Regions from separate parts of the Homo sapiens genome. Here region 1 is linked to region 2. The links are chromatin contacts, found by Hi-C or POLR2A ChIA-PET in ENCODE. All regions are on one chromosome and are shown on one strand. The core of a region is the stretch at or near the end of the contact, and the rest is flanking DNA. Distances in the headings are between cores, read along the strand shown.

The links. Hi-C counts contacts between places; a loop is a spot of excess contacts on that map. ChIA-PET counts read pairs that join two places held with the same protein, here RNA polymerase II (POLR2A). Pooled maps may share reads with other maps.
Region 1: a loop to region 2 is called in a pooled map, with 2.8 times the contacts of the local background. The contact joins two enhancer-like sites. A Hi-C loop is called at or near these places in 6 of 50 pooled maps. POLR2A ChIA-PET finds 5 or more read pairs at or near these places in 5 of 52 experiments (T-cell, activated B cell, activated T-cell and 1 more).

Annotation. Positions count from the first base shown.
Region 1 is chr14:91,021,254-91,024,302 of GRCh38, forward strand. All of the region lies in intron 1 of RPS6KA5 (ribosomal protein S6 kinase A5), which reads right to left. Among named protein-coding and RNA genes, the nearest start is that of RPS6KA5, 38 kb to the right of the region's middle. RefSeq lists enhancers at 1,111-1,160, 1,171-1,290, 1,371-1,530. Within about 2 kb of position 1,423, at least 8 of the 41 ENCODE cell types and tissues checked have a DNase peak (open chromatin) inside an H3K27ac peak, as active enhancers do.
Region 2 is chr14:91,171,979-91,174,851 of GRCh38, forward strand. DGLUCY (D-glutamate cyclase) reads left to right here. Exons shown (of 14, transcript NM_001102368.3): 6 at 1,311-1,461. Among named protein-coding and RNA genes, the nearest start is that of SNORA11B, 47 kb to the left of the region's middle. Within about 2 kb of position 1,378, at least 6 of the 41 ENCODE cell types and tissues checked have a DNase peak (open chromatin) inside an H3K27ac peak, as active enhancers do.

The DNA of each region.
Region 1 (3,049 bases), core at 173-2,672, 150 kb before region 2:
TTGCACCACAGAGAAGAGACCTCCCTTATTCCTGCTTAGATATCTACCTATCTATTAGGCTACTCATGAATCACCATTTTTTTCAATGCTTTAATACTCATTCTTGGTCAGGCACAATGACTCACACCTGAAATCCCAGCACTTTGGGAGGCTGAAGCAGGAGGATTGCTTGAGCCCAGGAGTTCAAGACCAGGCTGGGCAACACAGTAAGATCCGTCTCTATTTCAATTTAAAAAAATAAGCCAGGCATGGTGGTTCTCGCGATTCTCCTGCCTCAGCCTCCTGAGTAGCTGGGATTACAGACACATGCCACCATGCCTGGTTAATTTTTGTATTTTTAGTAGAGACAGGGATTCATCATACTGGTCAGGCTGGTCTCTAACTCCTGACCTCAGGTGATCCGCCCACCTCAGCCTCCCAAAGTGCTGGGATTACAGGCATGAGCCACCACACCCAGCCTTTCCCTAATCATTTTAATGCACAAGTTGTCCCAGATTTGGTCACTGGAAGCACTTTCAAAAGCCGGCTCTGTGTCCTGACATGCCCCCTTTCTTTACTTTTCTTTTTCTTTCTCTCTTTCTATTTTTGAGAACTTCATTTGTTCTCTTACAAGTAGCCTTGATTCCTTTTAATGGGAAATAAGATCTTATGGAATCTTAATAGAAACCAAGATCTGGGCATCAGGTATGCTGCTTGCTACTGAGGTACCTTGCCTTCTAGGCTCTTTCATGAACAGAGCTAGGACATACATATTTAGATCATATATTTATGCATATTTAGGTCATTTTATATACATTTAAATCTGGTGCACAAATATTTATGCTGTACATGAACTTATATTGTATACATATGTGGTATGCGTGTTTCATAATATTATAAGGAATGCCTTATTCAGTTGACTTGTAACCATTTGCTTTTAATTTCCTCATGCAGGAAACTATTTGAATGTGAAACTGACTTTAAACTTGTTTACTGATTGAAGTCATCCCAAATGAACCAAAAAGCATATAGCCAACTTACTCAGAACAAGAATATGATGTACAAGAATAATGATCAAATTGAATGGTGAAACCCAAATATTATAATGGGGATCCAATGGAATGTGAAGTATATCAATAATGTCCATGTCTCTACCTAGTATGAAAGCCTGGTCTGCTACCCATCACTAAACCACTTATGAAACAACCTGTCTGCTCACTTCTCTGTGTCTTTCCAATAAATATCAGAGTGGCAGCAACTAGAGGATGGTTGGTGGCAGTTAAAGCAGAAAAAAAAGGTTGAGCATCTAAGAATTCAGGTCCTACCTCAGTTTCCTACCACATTTTTAGACTGGAAATAAATGCCTGAATTTGAAAATGTTTACATGGTTTGCATGGTTTCTGATTCTGTTTCTGTGTGTTACATTTCAAGGAACTAGATGTTTGCTATGACTTCAAGTGAAATTGAAATTGAAACTAAAATCGGGAACAAGTATGCACATGTACTTATGCTCTTGCATACTTATGTAATTACAAATATATATTCAATATAATTTAAGATTTGTGTACTACTGTCCGGGCGTGGTTGCTCACACATGTAATCCCAGCACTTTGGGAGGCCGAGGCAGGCAGATCACCAGGTCAGGAGTTCGAGACCAGCTTAGCCAGCATGGTGAAACCCCATCTCTACTAAAAATGTAAAAATTAGCTGGGCATGGTGGCGCACGCCTGTAATCCCAGCTACTCAGGAGGCTGGGGCAGGAGAATCACTTGAACCGAGGAGGCGGAGGTTGTAGTGAGGTGAGATCACGCCACTGCACTCCAGCCTGGCAACAGAGTAAAACTCTATCTAAAAAAAAAAAAAAAAAAAAGATTTGTGTACTACTCTTCTACCTATGGGCCCATCCTTGTTCCTTAGTCTCAGCTCTACAAATAAGTATATTAAGTGCTCACCATCAGGTTGTTTTCTCAATCTGTTTGGATGAAATTCATTGTCTAGTAGATCCTCAGGGAGACTACCTGTGTAGGGTATTCTCTGAGCTCTTGAGTGCTCAAATTTTTTCTTTTTTTTTTTGGAGACAGAGTCTCACTCTGTTGCCCAGGCTGGACTGCAATGGTGTGATCTCCTCACTGCAACCTCTGCCTCCTGGGTTCAAGCGATTCTCCTGCCTCAGCCTCCCAAGTAGCTAGGACTACAGGCGTGCACCACCATGCCTGGCTAATTTTTGTATTTTTAGTAGAGATGGGGTTTCACCACGTTGGCCAGGCTGGTCTTGAACTTCTGACCTCATGATCCACCCACCTCGGCCTCCCAAAGTGCTGGGATTACCGGCATGAGCCACCGTGCCCAACCTCAAACTTTGTTTTATAGCCTTAATCTTGAAGGCAGTTAGTTGGATATAACTCTTGCTTTGTACTTTCTTTCCCTAAGTTTCTTTAAAAAAAAACCACCAACACAAAGTTGCTCCAGTGCTGCCTTGCTTTGTATGTCACTTTTAAGAAGTTGGATGCCAACCTAACTATCCTTCCGTTTATAATTTATTTTATCTTTTTGCCTAAAGCCCTGAGGATTTTTTAAAATATTAAAATCTAACAATATCACTCAATATTGAAGTCTAATAGTATTAATAGGATATATCTCAGAGCTGTTTGTTATGAGAACTGATAATTGTATCATTATCAATTTTCCCCAGTACCTAGTAAGCCATTTCAATGTGTATACTCAAGTCTTCTTTTATTCTCAGAATTACATTTGCTGAATAATTTTTCTTCTTTAAGGACTCCAGTTCTACATGTTACATTTTCTTTGCCTGTTCTCCATTTCAGCCACTTTTTCTCTGACATTTTTTCTTTCTGTATTTAATTAAGTGTTCCCCTGCTTTTCTTCAATGCCCTTATTAAATTTGTATTTAAATCTATTCTTCCTTGGAGAACTTGTAAATATATTCATCATTTCTGATACAATTCTGTCTTTTCCTTTTTTTTCCCAGAATCAATTGTCATTGTCATTTTTTTTCCAGAATCCATTTCCTCCCTTTTCTTGTCCATTTCTTTCTTCGTTTTTAATACCT
Region 2 (2,873 bases), core at 128-2,627:
TAGAGAAATTCAGAGGCTCCATGATATTGGATGGGAAAAAAAGTACGTTTTTCTTTTCCCTTCTTCCCTCCCTCCCTTCTTTATTTTATTTTATTTTTATTTTTATTTTTGACAGTTCTTGCTCAGTTGCCCAGGCTGGAGTGGTGCAGTGGCACAGTCACAGCTCACTGCAGCCTCAACCTCCTGGGTTCAAGAGATCCTCCCATCTCAGCCTCCCGAGTAGCTGGGACCATAGGCATGTGCCAGCACACCCAGCTAATTTATGGTTTTGGTTTTTTTTGGTAGAGACAGGGTTTCGCTGTATTGCCCAGGCTGGTCTTGAACTTCTGGGCTCAAGCGATCCAACCTTCTTGGCCTCCCAAAGTGCTGGTATTACAGGCATGAACCACTGTGCCCAGCCTCAATTTTATTTTCATAACCTCAACTCACATTTAGCATTTCCTTCAATTATGAATGTAGGCAGCAAATGGCTGTCATATCAGCAGACCCTGTGACTTCATGGCTGGCAACAGAAATCACAGATATCTTCATATCACGTTAGAGTTCTTCCTGATGTCTCAAAAATATCCTATATGCTGATCACTACTTCAAAGTTACAATGATAGTAGAACTGGCATCTTGTTTCTTAGGCTGCTACTGAGGAAGCATGCATATTGTCTCACATTTTTCCTTTTTTTTTTTTCTTTGAGATGGAGTCTTGCTCTGTCACCCAGGCCGGAGTGCAATGGTGTGATTTCGGCTCACTGCAATCTCCGCCTCCTGGGTTCAAGCCGTTCTCCTGCCTCAGCCTCCCGAGTAGCTGGGACTAGAGGCGCGTGCCACCATGCCCGGCGAACTTTTGTATTTTTAATAGAGATGGGGTTTCACCATGCTGGCCAGGCTGGTCTCGAACTCCTGACCTCGTGATCCGCCCACCTCGGCCTCCCAAGTGCTGGGATTACAGGTGTGAGCCATCGTGTCTGGCCACATTTTTCTATTATTTGATAACTGTGCTTGCAGGATAATTGGTTTCCTTTGGAATCCTGTGCATTTTCTTGTATGCAGTTAAAGGCATTACTTTGACCAGGGGTCCACAGCTGTACTAGTCTACCAAAGGGGTCCGTGGCACACAAAAAGTTAAGATTCCCTATTTTAAACCAGTAATTAACAGCAAACTCCCTCTCTCTATGTCACATAAAAATAGAAGCTAATTTCTATAACAGCTACTCCTCCTTCATTTAGCTGCCTTGAACTCTTGGTGCTCAGAGCTTGGATCTGTGCTAATTCCATTTTTTAACATTTTCACTTGATTTTTTTTTTTTTTTGGTCAGACAACAGTGCCTTGTGTTACCCATGCTGGCTTCTGCTGCCCTCTGGTGGTCACGATGAGGCCCATTCCCAAGGACAAGCTGGAAGGGCTGGTGCGGGCCTGCTGCTCCCTCGGAGGTGAGCAGGGGCAACCTGTTCACATGGGCGACCCAGGTCAGTGTCTCTCGCTCCTGCCCATGATCTTCCTGTTCACATGGGCAACCCAGGTCAGTGTCTCTCGCTCCTGCCCATGATCCCCCTGTTCACATCGGCGACCCAGGTCAGTGTCTCTCGCTCCTGCCCATGATCCTGACAGCCTCTCTTGGAGTTGGGCCTAAGAAGCAGACAGGAGTTTGCCACGTTCCTAAGCTCCCATGGCTTGTCTTTGTTTTTACCAGGGGTCTCCAGGGGCAAAGGCCCTGAACAAGGCTCAAAGGCTCTGGCAGCTGTATCAGGGCTGGGCTTACAGATGCCCCTCAGGTTTAAAGGTGCCACCCTTGGCAGAATAGCCAGTCTCACTGTGATGTAAGTTTATATATATCACATCCTTTTGGGTTTTTACCGAGGCTTAATAATACATACATAGGAAAAAATATATATATATATAATGAATATATATATTGGGTTTTGTCCACAATTCCTGGCTCATAACTCCTAAAATTCTTGGAACCTCCAAAATGCTGTATTTTGTCTGATAGGTTCAGGGTGGGGCTGGTCACCAGAAAGACTAAGGTAGGATTAGAGGGTTGGGACTTTCAGCTCCACCCCTCCCCGCAACCTCCAGGGAGGAAAGAGGGGCTAAAGGTCAAGCTGATTACCCACGGCTGATGGTTTAATCAATCATGCTCATGTAATGAAGCCTCCGTAAAACCCCAAGAGGATAGGCTTCAGTGAGCTTCTACATAGCTGAACACATGTAGGTTCCTAGAGGGTGGTGCCTAAGGAGGGCATGGAAGCTCCGCACCCCTTCCCCCACACCTTGCCCTGGGCATCTCTATCTGTATCCTTTGCAATATCCTTTATTTAATTTAATTAAATTAATTAATTTATTTATTTTTGAGACACAGTTTCCCTCTGTCGCCCAGGCTGGAGTGCAGCGTTGCAATCTCAGCTCACTGCAACCTCCATCTCCTGGGTTCAAGCGATTCTCCTGCCTCAGCCTCCCAAGTAGCTGGGATTACAGGTGCCCAACACCATGCCCAGCTAATTTTTGTATTTTTAGTAGAGATGGGGTTTTGCCATGTTGGCCAGGCTGGTCTTGAACGCCTGGCCTCAAGTGGTCTGCCCGTCTTGGCCTCCCAAAGTGCTGGGATTACAGGTATGAGCCACCGCACCCGGTCTGCAATATTTTTTATGATAAACTGGTATACATAAGTAAATGTTTCCTCAAGGTCTGTGAGCTGCTCCAGGAAATTAATCAAACTCAAAGAGTTTGGGTATAATCAAACCCAAAGAGGGTTAATCAAACTGGAAGCCAGTTGGTCAGAAGTTCTGGAGGCCCAGACTTGCAACTGGTGTCTGTAGGGGGGTGGCCTTGGGGACTGAGCCCTCAACCCGTGGGTTCTGATGCTATCTCCAGGTGGAAT